Regions from separate parts of the Homo sapiens genome. Here regions 2 and 3 are each linked to region 1. Evidence: chromatin contacts called from ENCODE Hi-C data. All regions are on one chromosome and are shown on one strand. Each heading gives the region's core, a stretch centred on a gene start or an enhancer-like site at or near the end of the contact. The rest is flanking DNA. Distances are from core to core; before and after follow the strand shown. Region 1 holds the start of ETNK1 (ethanolamine kinase 1). Region 2 holds the start of BCAT1-AS1 (BCAT1 antisense RNA 1). Region 3 has its middle 22 kb from the start of BCAT1-AS1.

The links. Hi-C counts contacts between places; a loop is a spot of excess contacts on that map. Pooled maps may share reads with other maps.
Region 2: a pooled map shows a loop between it and region 1 (2.7-fold over the local background). The contact joins the promoter of BCAT1-AS1 here to the promoter of ETNK1 in region 1. A Hi-C loop is called at or near these places in 5 of 50 pooled maps.
Region 3: a pooled map shows a loop between it and region 1 (4-fold over the local background). The contact joins the enhancer-like site here to the promoter of ETNK1 in region 1. A Hi-C loop is called at or near these places in 2 of 50 pooled maps.

Annotation. Positions count from the first base shown.
Region 1 is chr12:22,623,337-22,627,618 of GRCh38, reverse strand. It overlaps ETNK1 (ethanolamine kinase 1), which reads right to left and starts at 2,448. Exons shown (of 8, transcript NM_018638.5): 1 at 2,033-2,448. The coding sequence starts at 2,188. It overlaps ETNK1-DT (ETNK1 divergent transcript), which reads left to right and starts at 2,573. Exons shown (of 4, transcript NR_135030.1): 1 at 2,573-2,946. RefSeq lists enhancers at 1,325-2,014, 2,034-2,203, 2,734-2,803.
Region 2 is chr12:24,817,894-24,822,175 of GRCh38, reverse strand. BCAT1-AS1 (BCAT1 antisense RNA 1) reads right to left here and starts at 2,318. Exons shown (of 4, transcript XR_007063245.1): 1 at 2,229-2,318; 2 at 237-396. It overlaps BCAT1 (branched chain amino acid transaminase 1), which reads left to right. Exons shown (of 11, transcript NM_005504.7): 11 at 4,127-4,282. The coding sequence ends at 4,168. RefSeq lists an enhancer at 1-176.
Region 3 is chr12:24,795,946-24,800,227 of GRCh38, reverse strand. No RefSeq gene overlaps it. Among named protein-coding and RNA genes, the nearest start is that of BCAT1-AS1, 22 kb to the left of the region's middle. Within about 2 kb of position 1,732, at least 3 of the 41 ENCODE cell types and tissues checked have a DNase peak (open chromatin) inside an H3K27ac peak, as active enhancers do.

The sequences.
Region 1 (4,282 bases), core at 1,199-3,698:
GAAAATATTTCCTTTGAGATTTACTAAAGAAATTCTGAACCATTATGAAAGTAGTGTTTGCAATGACCTAGAATGCAAGGAGCCAGATCTACTGAGTTGAAAGGTGAATAATCATCAATTCAGCTTAGCAGATGCTTTTAGGACAGCTTCTAGACCAAAGCTTTGCTTGCACATGGAGGGAATGTATTTCTAACTAATAATCATCTTAGGGAAAAATAAATGGTAGTATTTACCTGCACTTACAAATATTAAAAATTCGGATTATAAACCCAAAGGTCTTTAGGTTAAAAGTTGCTACAAGAAACCAAGATTTAAACACACGTAGTTACTTTCCAACAAGCAAAAACAGTTTAATGTCACTACATTTTGCCCTTTTTTACCTACATCCTGGCTTACTTCACTGAGTTTCACCTAAAATGATAGTGCCTACCTAATATGGTTGTTCGGGCGACTAAGATAAAAAAAAAATAATTTAACTAACCCCACAGTAGCTATTATTACTATTCTACAGACAAATACATCAAAGGAAATTCCAGTCTTCAAAGCTTTAAACTTTAAAGTCACTGCTTAAAAGTAACTGATCTGCCAACACTAGAGTTTACCAGGAAGTAGCACTTTTTAATTAATAATGTTTTATGTATAAGTGACTGCCAGAAAACAAATCATCTTAATAAATTTTAGAGTCTTATATAATAAAATACAAACAAATTGATAAACTAAACAAGTACTGAATTTCAATTTGGAAGACACATTTCCTTTAAAGGAAATATATTTTTTAAATGACATAAAAATCACTTTGGATTCACTATTTCCTATATTCTCGGCTAACAAATACTCCCTTAAATTTCAAAATTTGTTGTCTAACAAGTTTCTTCTCCAAAACATACGGGTCCTTTAAAATAATCTGCTTAAAAACTCTTCTAGGTAATAAGAACTGAAACTAACACATGAAAACCCAAGTGTCAGGAACTGTTCTGGGCCCTAGGCACTGCTCATGTTTTATTCATCTTTGTGTGGGTGGCTGGCTAGTTTAGCGAAGAATTTAGCAAATAAATCAACAAATATTGGTGAATAAATTAGTCATCAAAACGAGGCAGATGATTTGGCTAATTCAAATGAATGTTCTTACATTATTGCTCAGATTTAGAACAAATCCCAAATATCCCAATCTTGAAAATTACTGTTTTTTTTTGTTTGCAAGGGAAAAGGAGAAAAAGAGATCTATTTTTGTATCTAGTTCCTGAAACTAAAGCTAAAAACAGATTAGTATTCAAAAAAAATCACGTAGTGGAAATCATAACTTCCAACTTATTAGAAAACTCCTAGAGTCTCAGGGATTTTTTTCCTCCCAATTTTTTCTCTATCAACACGGTGTCTCATGAAAAGGAAACAGTCACAAGCCACTGCTCCTTCTAGTATCAGGTATTAATTTCAGTAAGACGACTTTAATAATTCAGAAATATCGACTCAAACAAAACAATGTGTGTGGTGCTGCCTAAGAACCGACCTAGCGATGCATGGTCGTGGTCATTACTTTGGGAATTGAGTACGCTAGGGTTTGGGAAGACAAAACGCAGTGTGAGGCATCAATGAAAGCACATCGCAGGGGGAGGGGAGAGGAAGGAAAGATCAGAGAGGATTAATGACTGCATTACTGGTGGGAGGGGAGGAGGTAGACGAGGACCCCGTGCAAGGGGAGTGGAAAGGTTCATTTTGCAGTGACCGTGGACTGGGGAGTGGGAGGAGGGGCAACTATCAGCAGGAATCTCCCCCCGTGGATGGGTCCGTCACTTACGCAGCGGCTTCTAGAAAGAGAAAATGTGCCTCAGGTCAATCTCAAAGAGCAACTGCGACGGGAAGGGGGAGTGACCCTCCTAGGTGTGAGGGGAAATACAGGGTCACTTCCCAATAGACTTAAGGAGATGTTGCCCTAGGTCCTCCTCGGTCATCGTGGGACAGAGGCGATTGTGGTGAGGACCCCCAGAGCCGCGTGAGGGGCATAAGAGACCCAGAGCTGAGGTGTGGGCGTTACCTGCAGGGTCACCTCCTGGGGGTCCCAGTGAGGCCGCAGGTGTTGCAGGAGGCTCAGGGCCCCCTCCCGGCAGCGATGCTCCTCCTGATCCTGAACGGTGACGTTCAGCTTGGGCACCTCCGGGGAGCCGGGAGGGACGTGGATGTAATTGGCCATGGCCCAGGCGACGGCGGAGACTACCACCACGACGACGGCGACGGCGACCACGAGAACGGCGGGCGCCGACAGACTGGTGGATCCTTCCGTCCCGGGGCGCCCTCGCGGGAGGGCTGGGGGCGCTGGGACGGGCGGGCGAGCGGCAGGAGAACGTCTGGAGGCGGCACTGTTGCCGATCCGGGTCTGGACAGCAGCTGAACTGAGCCCGGCCCGCTCTCGGAGAAAATTCCTGTTGTCGGAGCTGGACCGCGGGCGGCCGCAGAGCATGCCGGGGCTGGCCTGACGCTGGCGTCACGCGCGGGGCGGGTCCTGCGCTGCGTCAGGGTGCCGAGGCGGGGTTTCTCGCCTCCGGTCACAATGGGACCTCTGTACCGCGCTGGGCTTGTTGGCCTGCGATTAGCACACACCCATCCCTGGGAACTGCTAGTCTGGAAAGCGGGGCTGCTTCTCCGGGATGAGCCCGAGCCCTGCCAAGCCCCTCAAGGCATTGAAGCTTTAGCTCACCTTATCCGAATGGTCATTGGGCATCTGGACTTGAGTTAACGACTGAATTTTTCTGGGAAGCAAGGGACACGTTCTAAAATAACCCCAGGATCACTCTCCGAACTTGGCCTGAGTCTAGGCAAGCAGTGTTACTCGGTCGCCTTGATCTTGGAGCTGCTGTGTACTGGGGACCTCATACTAGTTGGGTTAACTATATTCCCATTAGCAGTACGCGGGATCGCAGTACTCGGGACAAGCTGAGTTCAGGTATTTGGGTAAGACAACTGCAACACTTCAGAGGTTATTTGTGGAGTAAGATGTTCGACCATACAGTGAATAATTCGAAGCTAGGGAGAACAGATTAGAGTCTGGTATGAAGAAGAAAGGGAAGGAAAGGAATAGTTTTGAAGCTCAGCGCTAGAACGACTCGATGTCCATGCCAGGGTACCCCGAGTGGGCCTTGAAATCTTGCGTCTCAGTGCCTTACAGGGAATGGTAGAAACTGGAAAATCTACAAGTAAAGTATTGGGACCTCCTAATTTTCCTTTTAGATGGAGGAAAACGGGCTGGGATTCCCTGCAGCACTTAGCACACGGTGAATACGTTTGTTAGTAGTAAATAAAACCCTTAACTGGACTGAGTTTAATTAACATTCAAAATGTTTAATTACTTCACTAGCATTAAGTTTACATCCTGATTGTTCAGAAAGAACCTACTTACCTTTGTAATTAACAAAATAATTACTTCACCGATAACGGTAAACTTCCTAAACTAAAAAGAGGGGTGGAAATGGAGCTTTATAATACAGCAAAGAAGTTGATTTAACATTTTTCAAATTTAGTGGTTTTTTTGTTTGTTTTTTGTTTCTGTTTTTTTTTGTTTTGTTTTTGAGACGGAGCCTCACTCTGTCGCCCAGGCTGGAGTGCAATGGCGCGATCTTGGCCCACTGCAACCTCCGCCTCCCGGGTTTAAGGGATTCTCCTGCTTCAGCCTCTCGAGTAGCTGGGATTACCGGCGCGTGCCACCACGCCCAGCAAATTTTTGTATCTTTAGTAGAGATGGGTTTCACCATGTTGGCCAGGCTGGTCTCGAACTCCTGACCTCAGGTGATCCACCCACCTCGGCCTCGCAAAGTGCTGGGATTACAGGCGTGAGCCACCGCGCCCTGCCAGATTTAGGCATAATTTTCTACAAGAAACATTAGAGTGTGTGTTCCTTCCACTTTGGGGAGAAATCATAAATATACTACTACTTTCACATTTCAGATAGTATCTCTTGTATTTTTGTATAAATTGTATTTTTTATTAAGCAGTTGACATTTTAAGAATTTTAAAACTATGTAACTGTAAAACAATTTAATTGAAAATTATGTTGCAAACTGCACTAGTTTGTAATGGTAAATAAGAGTCCATTAACAAGTAGAAGAAAAGAAAAAAAAACTATTAGGTACCTGAGAACAAAAGTAACCGAAAATGTACAGGATCCATGGATAAAATTAATGGAGAAATGAACCATATTCATAAATGAGAAAAGATTAATGTAAAGGCCTCAATTTTCCCTGAACTAATCAGTACATATAATGCAATTCCAGTTAAAATCTCAAAAGGGTTT
Region 2 (4,282 bases), core at 1,069-3,568, 2.2 Mb before region 1:
TCTTTTAAAGCAACAAAGAAAAGCACGTCTGTGTTTATATTTAACCAAACTTAAACTTGGAGAGCATTGGCCGTGTTGTCGACGTGTTTCTTTTCTCTACTGTTAAATTCCTTACTGTTCCAGTTACTCACCATCATACTCACCTTTGCCTCTGCCACTTGGGGTCCTCTGTTCTGCAGTTGTGTTCTGCTCTCTGATGCCTCCAGGTTTTGCTGCACCTTCTAGAAATTGCTCACCTGGATAAGGCCTTGGCTGTCCTTTATGACTCATCTCGTTCAGAAGCCTTTTGAATCTCTCTTGAAGAATATTCCCTTTGCTCAGTCCAAATACACATTCACTCACTTGAATGCTGCTTCTTCCTCCAGTTTCACAGTGCTGGGGATGATCCCGTAAGGCCTTTAAATTACATTATAATTAGTCATGCACTTCTCTCTGCTCTGGGGCTGTTTGAATCGTTCACTCTCTTTATACCTCCAGTGTTCAGCACAGAGCCTAGGGTATAATGCGTATGCAGTAATGTTTCTTGAAGGAGTGAATGGGCAAGTGAAACACCAAACAAATACTAAAGAGCAAAACATGTATTGCTCTTGTATATTAACACATTCCGAGAAGAGATGGGAGGAAGGTCTTGAATAATATCAAATTATTTCTTAAGAGATCTTGATTTAGATTTTTTTCAAAATGAGATACATGTTGACACTGCTGTCAACAAATAATCACATAAAAGCTAGAGCCTGGCTTTTAAGTATCAGGGGGAGCATGTGTGAATAATCAGCATTGCTGCTGTTGAAGCTCCATAAAGTGGGAAGCAGCGACTGCAAAGATCCAGAGATGGACATCTGAAGCATAGGAAAGGGGCAGCTTGAATGAGATAGGAGCAGGATCTGTATTGATTGCAGGTCACCAGATAGAATTAAAAAAATCTATGTTCTCACTAGTGGCTACAGTTTTCAAGGACAAATGACTATTAGTGGTTATTGTATTTTTCTTGTTTTCAATGGAGCAGCTCCATGACTTAGTTACATAAGAAGTTAAAGGCTCCACCCCCTTCCCTACCAATGTCTTAAGCTGTCCTCCGTGTGCATACAAACTTTGTTTCCAGACTGCCCTCGTGTGACTCAGTCCCTGGACCAGCTTCCCAGCCCCTTCTGTTTCCAGCACATCCTCCTCCACGTGTTACAGGATTACAAAGCTTTGCACAGCCTTTCAATAGGGTTTAGAGCAAGAATGACAGATTGCTACCTGGTAGGCAGCACTGACTATAGTTTTATTGGCGTTGCGTAGAGTGACTGCATGACATGCAGGTTGTGCTTTTGTTTTGCCAGGAATTTAAAGGCATTTAGCAAAGCCGTATGAAATTATCTGCCTTATGTACCTCGAATGTGAGGTAATGAACTTGTCATTAGTCGTGTTTTAGTTTAGTGTTCTCGCTGGAATTTGCAAAAGATTAAAATTCTGCACATTTCATTAAGTCTTCCACATGGGCTCAAAATACCATCCCGCAGGCTCGACCTGACTTGCCACGTTGCTTTGACACCATCTCTGATTCCAGTGAACAAAACTAAGTAAGTGTGACTTACAGCCGCCCTACCAAACATTGAAGGTGTGAGCCTGCACTGTTGTTTTGTAATGACAATGACAAGAGTATAATGACAAGAGTATAATGACATCCTAGTCCATGAAGACATGTTTTCTCTTTTCCCTCCCTCTATGTATACTTACTTACTCTTAAGGAAATAATATAATTTCTATTTCTGCTTAAATCTGCCATCTCTACTTAGAATTATTTTCCCTTGAAAAATTAAATTGCATTATCCATCAGCCAAATGGAAAATCTGATTACTAAATGCCTACTTCTAGACATTATGAATTACCTGTAATATCACATTTCTTGGGCACTTCTCAGAATGCTATGATTTTACATAAAAGCATAAATTACAGAATGAGAAGAGTAAAGCTTAGTGCATATTATGCAGGTTCGCAGAGTGATATGTGGCCTACGACTGTCATTGTAATCAAAATTGATTTTTGATCATTTATAAAACTAAAACAACTAATTGAAAGCAAATTTACTTTAACTGATGAAATTCAAGATGAAGTGACAGTAGTCATGAATCACAGTTCTGTAGATCTGCTAAAATGCCAATGAACTGTTATTAATGGTGAAAGTGTTTAATATATTAATGGGAATCCAAGTAAGGAAAATAAAACACATATTTTGCCCTTACCTTAAGTCATGTTGACATCATACATAAATCAGGTAGAATTTGAAGATGTTTCATCCAGCATTCATCATGAAGCAACAGAGTCAATAGCGGGCAGTTACAGTCTGTAGGCAATGCTTTCTGGTGTGGATTATGCAAGAAACTTACAGTCATTTGGCTTCCTTTATTCCCCTTTGCATGTAAACTACCAGGTGGTAGGTAGACCCATTCTTGGCTGCCAGTATTTTTACCACTTGGATAGATTCTGCTCTCTGAGGTCTTTAAGACAAACACAGCACATGTACATTGTGATATAGGAGAAAGAACATCAGACAGAGGCAGAGAACTGGGCTTGTCAAAATTAAGGGTGACCTAGAGCCTTAGTGTCCTTATATGTAAGATGAGAAGCTTGGATTAAAATTCATTGCTCCTTACACTTGATTTTTATGCAGCAGAACTTTCTTCAAAAGAGATCACTCCTGGAATCCCAATATACAAAATGGATAAAAGTAGGATTGTTCTGAAGTAAAGAAGTAAAATCCAGAGCCCCACTTATTTGAGTCATCTCCTACCTTTTAGATGGTTATTAACATTGTTTCTAGTTCAGAAATTCTGATGTTTTATATTAATTTAAACTAAAGTTAAATTAGGACTAGAAGAGCCATTTCGTGTGAAAATAGACATAGTCTGAGTGATTTAGGCAAACCCATAGTGACAGATTTAGTGGCCTGATACACTGGCTTGGAAAGATCTGTTCCAAGTCAGTCTCAATACACAAGGCTCGGTGAACACATGGCGAGCAGTCTTGGTGGTGGTCAAGAACATGGAATTTGCTGTGAGAGAGAGCTTGGTTAGGGTCTGGGCTCTTCCATCTGTTAACTGCAAACTTGAGCAAGTTATTCAATCTCCCTAATATTCAGTTTTCTCATTCATAAAATGGATTGATAATGGTACCTTCTATGTACAGTTACTGTGGGTATTAAATGAGGTAATAAGCCTGTAAAACTCCTGGCATGATGACATTGGCCTACATTAATTGCTCACAGAGTGAGAACTTATTATAAACACAGGCATTTTTGTTGAATGACTGACTGATTGAATGAATGAATATAGAACTAGCTTTCTATTTGTGATGTATGGAATATCTCTATTTCATTTAATTTCATTTTGAATATTAAAATTCAGGCTTGCTTTTAAACCAAAGTATTTGCTGATGCAAAGAATGAAATTCTGACTATGATACAGTTACATAACTTTTGAAGAAATAAGAAAAATGCTAACACAGCATGAACAACTTTGATTTAGAGAACAGAGTCTCTGTTAAAATCCATGGGACTTGTCAACTTCATATTTTTGTTTATGAGCATAAAACACTCTTTAGTGCATGTCGGAATCATTTGATGCTTGCTGAATCACAGGTTGCTGGAACCCATCCCCAGATTCTGATTCAGTCTGAGATGAGGTCTGGGAATTTGCATTTTTAACTTGTTGTCTGGTGATGCTGATGCTAGTGGTCTGAGAATACACTTTGAGGATCACTTTTTCACAGTAAAAGTCACAGTCATTAAGCAAGTTAACTCAATGAGAAATGATAATGAAAAGGCATGTACCTAAATAGATAAAGGACCTATACCAGCTATGAATTTGAGTTCAGCAATAATTGTAAAATTTGTAATTCTTTTCAGGTATTTGGTTTTTAAAAAACTCCCTATGTATGCTTTTATCTTATGTTTTATATGGTGTCCCTCTTTTCCTCTCTTTCTCTCTAATCCAGTTTTTAATGTGAACATGTTTAATGTGAAAATGTTGTTCAAAGCAGAAGCGAACCTTTTGTGTAACCTTGGCGGTATTAAGTTTGTTTGTAAGCTATTTCTGCCCTGTTAGCTTCTGTACTGAAACACGTTTTCTTGCTTTTGTTGCAGTATGGAAGAGAAGAGAGCGACTGGACAATTGTGCTATCCTGAATGGAAAATAGAGGATACAATGGAAAATAGAGGATACCAACTGTATGCTACTGGGACAGACTGTTGCATTTGAATTGTGATAGATTTCTTTGGCTACCTGTGCATAATGTAGTT
Region 3 (4,282 bases), core at 483-2,982, 2.2 Mb before region 1:
CCAACTTCCAGCTTCTCAAATATACTCAGATCCACCTCCTCCAAATCCATTTGCATATTCTATTCCTTCTGCTTGGAATGATCCCAACCTGATTTTTAGGACACTAGTCATTTCTCCTACTCCATTTCCTCAAAGAGCTCTTCTTGCTTCTTGGCCACCTTGGCTAGAGTGGCTCCTCACCTACATCATTCTCATCTTAGCACTCTCTTAGTTTTCATCATGGCACATAGTACAATTGCAATTGTTTTATTGATTTGCTTGTTTACCCTCTCCTCCATTAAAATATAAGCACTATGCAGACAGACACCCTTTCTGTTTTATTTATCAATTGCCTACCATAGTCTTTAGCAATAGGAGATGTTTAGTGAATATGTTTTTCAAAAAAAAAAAAGGAAGGAAAAAAAGAAAGAAAAAGGGAAGCAAGCTAGCTTTCTTTTTTAAAAAAATTTATATTTATTTAGAGATGGGGTTTGGCCATGTTGCCCAGGCTGGTCTTGAACTCCTGAGCTCAAGTGATCCACCAGCCTTGGTTTCCCAAAATGCTGACATTACAGGCATAAGCCACCACCATGCCAACCTAGCTTTCTTTAGGTATTAATCCTTTGCCTTTTTTTTTTTTTTTTGCTTATCCATAAAAAATGTCTACTGACTATGGTTCCAAGCGTTTTTTCCCCAATGATTTCTATTGCCTGGTAAATTGAAATTTTCTTCATGAGGTAATTGGTTTGAAAGAGAATCTTGGAATTTTTCAAGTCTTTAGAAGAGACTTCTAGCTCCTGTAGTAGTAGTCAACTCTCTTTGGAGGGTTATTGTAGATTAAAAAACACACATATACCTTTTTACCTTGAGATAATTAGATTCACACGCATTGTAAGAAATAATTCATAAGGATTCTATGTATCCTTCCCTCAGTTTCCCCCAGTGGTACTATCTTGCATTACTATAGCACCTCACAACCAGGAAAATTATTGTCTTTAATAAAGTGAGGGTTTTTTTTTTTTCAGTTCTAATTCTTTATCACTCTCCACCTCTTTCACTAAAGGGCTTGAGGTCACTTATAAAAAGGACAAATATAATGCATAAAATTAATGTAATTAATTTTAAAATTAATTATAAAGGAGAAATCAAGGTGAAAAAGTAAAAAAATATGTTAACACTTGGGGCTAATTCAAAGTTTATAACTTGGTTCTCTGCAAAGTCAATGGATTATAATTAATTTAGATGTGGAAATACACCGACTCTTCAGAGGGAGAGAGACAAAGACTTTCTTGCTTTCTAAAAGAATAAAAAGTTTTAATAAGAGACAACAAAGTATGTTTCTTAAAAAAATACTTTCCTCGAGTTGCAGTGAATGTGACAAGTAGAGAACCACAACGCTACATATCTACCTTCAACATGACATGAGACTTTATTATAGATCTTCCAGGCCCTATGAAACACTCAATGCTAAATTATCAAACTTCACTAAATGACATTATATTATTAAACTACTATCACAGGAAGCAGGCAATTATTGAGTCATTTACAAATATTCTCATTCTCCTCCTTCTGGGCCCTTGTTAAGTTTGTGATTTCCTGGCCCCTTGAAGATAGGCTTGGCCAGTGACTTGCTCTGACCAATAAAATATAAGCAGGGGTGACATGTGCCACTTCTAAGTGGAAGCATTTGATTGCTGGTGCTCAACTGCAAACTTCCTTTTCCCTACTTCAGTGGTCACAGAATCACAAGTTTCATGAAACATCTGTCATCTTGGGTCTGTGAGTGACTAAATTAGGCAGAGATCCCTGCTGATCTATGTTAGACATGTTGCATAAATAAGAAAAAAAACCTGGCTGGAATCATTGAAGTTTGAGGGTTGTTCATATTACAAATGTTAAAATGGCCTATCTTGATTGGTATTGAAAAAAAATCCCTTAAAATGTATTTATTTGACTATTCTATCAAATCAGGCTCTGATTCTTTGGGCTAGATATTGTCCATTTCTTCCCCTTACTGAGTAGGGAAAAGACTGGTCCCAGTATCTATAAATGGATCTCTCTGCCAATTTAGTCATAAGTAGGATTTACTCTTTGTGCTAAAAAGTAATCCACCCATGACAATCCACATGCAAATGACTCTAGTAACACATTGAAACTTTGGGAACATGACTAGCCCAATAACAACTCATTAACTAGTTAAAGGAGAATAGCAGATTATTAAAACCCAAACCTAGAGGGTCAAGTTACAAAGTGATTGAGACTCCGTGAAATGGAAGGTTGGCTGCGTTTGTTTTTGATACTCCTGAGACCTGCCATTGATGTGGCCTGCATCTAGCACTTCATCCTTAAAGCACTGTGTTATCTTTGGTGATGAAAGGAAGGGAGAAAAGGTACTCATAGGCAGCATTTTTAATTATCTGTTAATTGGATGAAATGGCAAATAAAGTGCCTAAAGGCCATATGCATATTCATAGATTGTCTTCAAAGGGTACCATTACTAAAGCCAATGAAAAAGATTATGAGTTAATATTGGATTGCGATTTAGGGCAGAGCAGGGCGAGACATATTCAGATATCTTTCTCCAAATAGTTACTAAGATTAATTTGTCTCCCTGGTTTTATATGAGGATGGCGGTGCTACAATTTGCCTGGAAGTAGAGCATGTTTGTCAAAGTAGCAAGTCCCACAGCGGGTAGTTGTTGGCAATTTTCCTGATTGCTCTGGGTGTACGATACTCTTAGGCACAGGATGAATATTTTACCCAAAATAAAAGTTTAGATAATATTTTTCATGATATTCATGTCTAATATGATTTCCATCAGAAACAATTATTTCTGCTTGTGGTAGAAAGCAAATACAATATTCTCTTTGTGAATTTCCATGGGAACATGAAAATAATTTTTTTTTAAGCAGTAGCAATTTTTTTATTTTGACAGAGCTTCCAAGAAAAGTATGGAAAAGAGATTTTGGGATACCATGTTGAAATTCTTTCTCTGCTTTGCAGAATATTTCGACATTTAAGATTTAATGTTCAAGTGACAATGCAGTAAGCATAAGTTCCAATTCCACAGGGCCCAGAATGGATGAGAATTACACACACTTTCCTCTGTCTGTCCTGGTTCTGCCCCGCTGCTGAGGTCACTGCAGGGGAAGATATGGAAGGAGAAAAAGCCACACACATCCCCAGGGCACCCTCTAAGTGCCTGAGTTTTTTTGTCACTATTTTCCTGCCACTTCAGATAACGCAAGGCAGCTGGCAAAATACAAATGCTCAGTGACCAAAGTTTGGAGATTTCCAAGATGAAAATATTTTCACGTTGTTAGTTTCATCTTTGTTAGTTGGGTCTATCTGAACGAGCTATTGACTTAAAAAAACTTTTTTTTAAAATTAATAGACTTTCTTTTTTAGAGCTGTTTTACATTTATAGAAAAATTGAGCAGAAGGTACAGAGCGTCTCTATTTATTCTCCTCTCACACCAACCTTCTTGCCAGATTCCTTTATTATTAATGTATCACAATGGCATAGTACATTTGTTACCATTGATAAACTAATATTGATACATGATTATTAACTAAAGTCCACTAGTGACTTAGTTTACATGAGGGTTCGCTTTTTTATTTTTGTGACGGAGTCTTGCTCTGTCGCCCAGGCTGGAGTGCAGTGGCGCGATCTTGGCTCACTGCAAGCTCCGCTTCCTGGGTTCACGCCATTCTCCTGCCTCAGCCTCCCGAGTAGCTGGGACTACAGGCGCCCGCCAGCAAGCCCAGCTAATTTTTTGTATTTTTAGTAGAGATGGGGTTTCACGTGTTAACCAGGAGAGGGTTCACTTTTTTTGCTGTATGGTTGTATGGGTTTTGAGAAATGCATAATGTCCTATCTCCATCATTACAGTATCATGCAGAATAATTTCACCACACTAAAAATACCCTATAAAAGACATTGAATTTTATAGCTATTTTAGAATTGTGTTACCAGTCTCATTCCCCTGAGGATACAGTCTAGCTCCACAAGGCTGTGTCATGTACCATCAGGTGCTCTGAAATAATGAGCAATGTGTGGCATGGTGGTGGCAGTTCCAGGAATTGGCTCTGCAGCAGGAATGCTCTGCCACCCCGAAGTCATTTAGCCTCTCTCATCTGTAAAATAAAGACAGGAGTATTACTTAATACATGAGATATTAAATGAGATACTACATAAAAGGGACTTAAAACAATGCCAGGCAGAGAGCAGATACTCAATACAGTTTAGCTGTAATTGTTATTAGCTGTAATTGTTATTACTCAAAATGAATATATAGATATA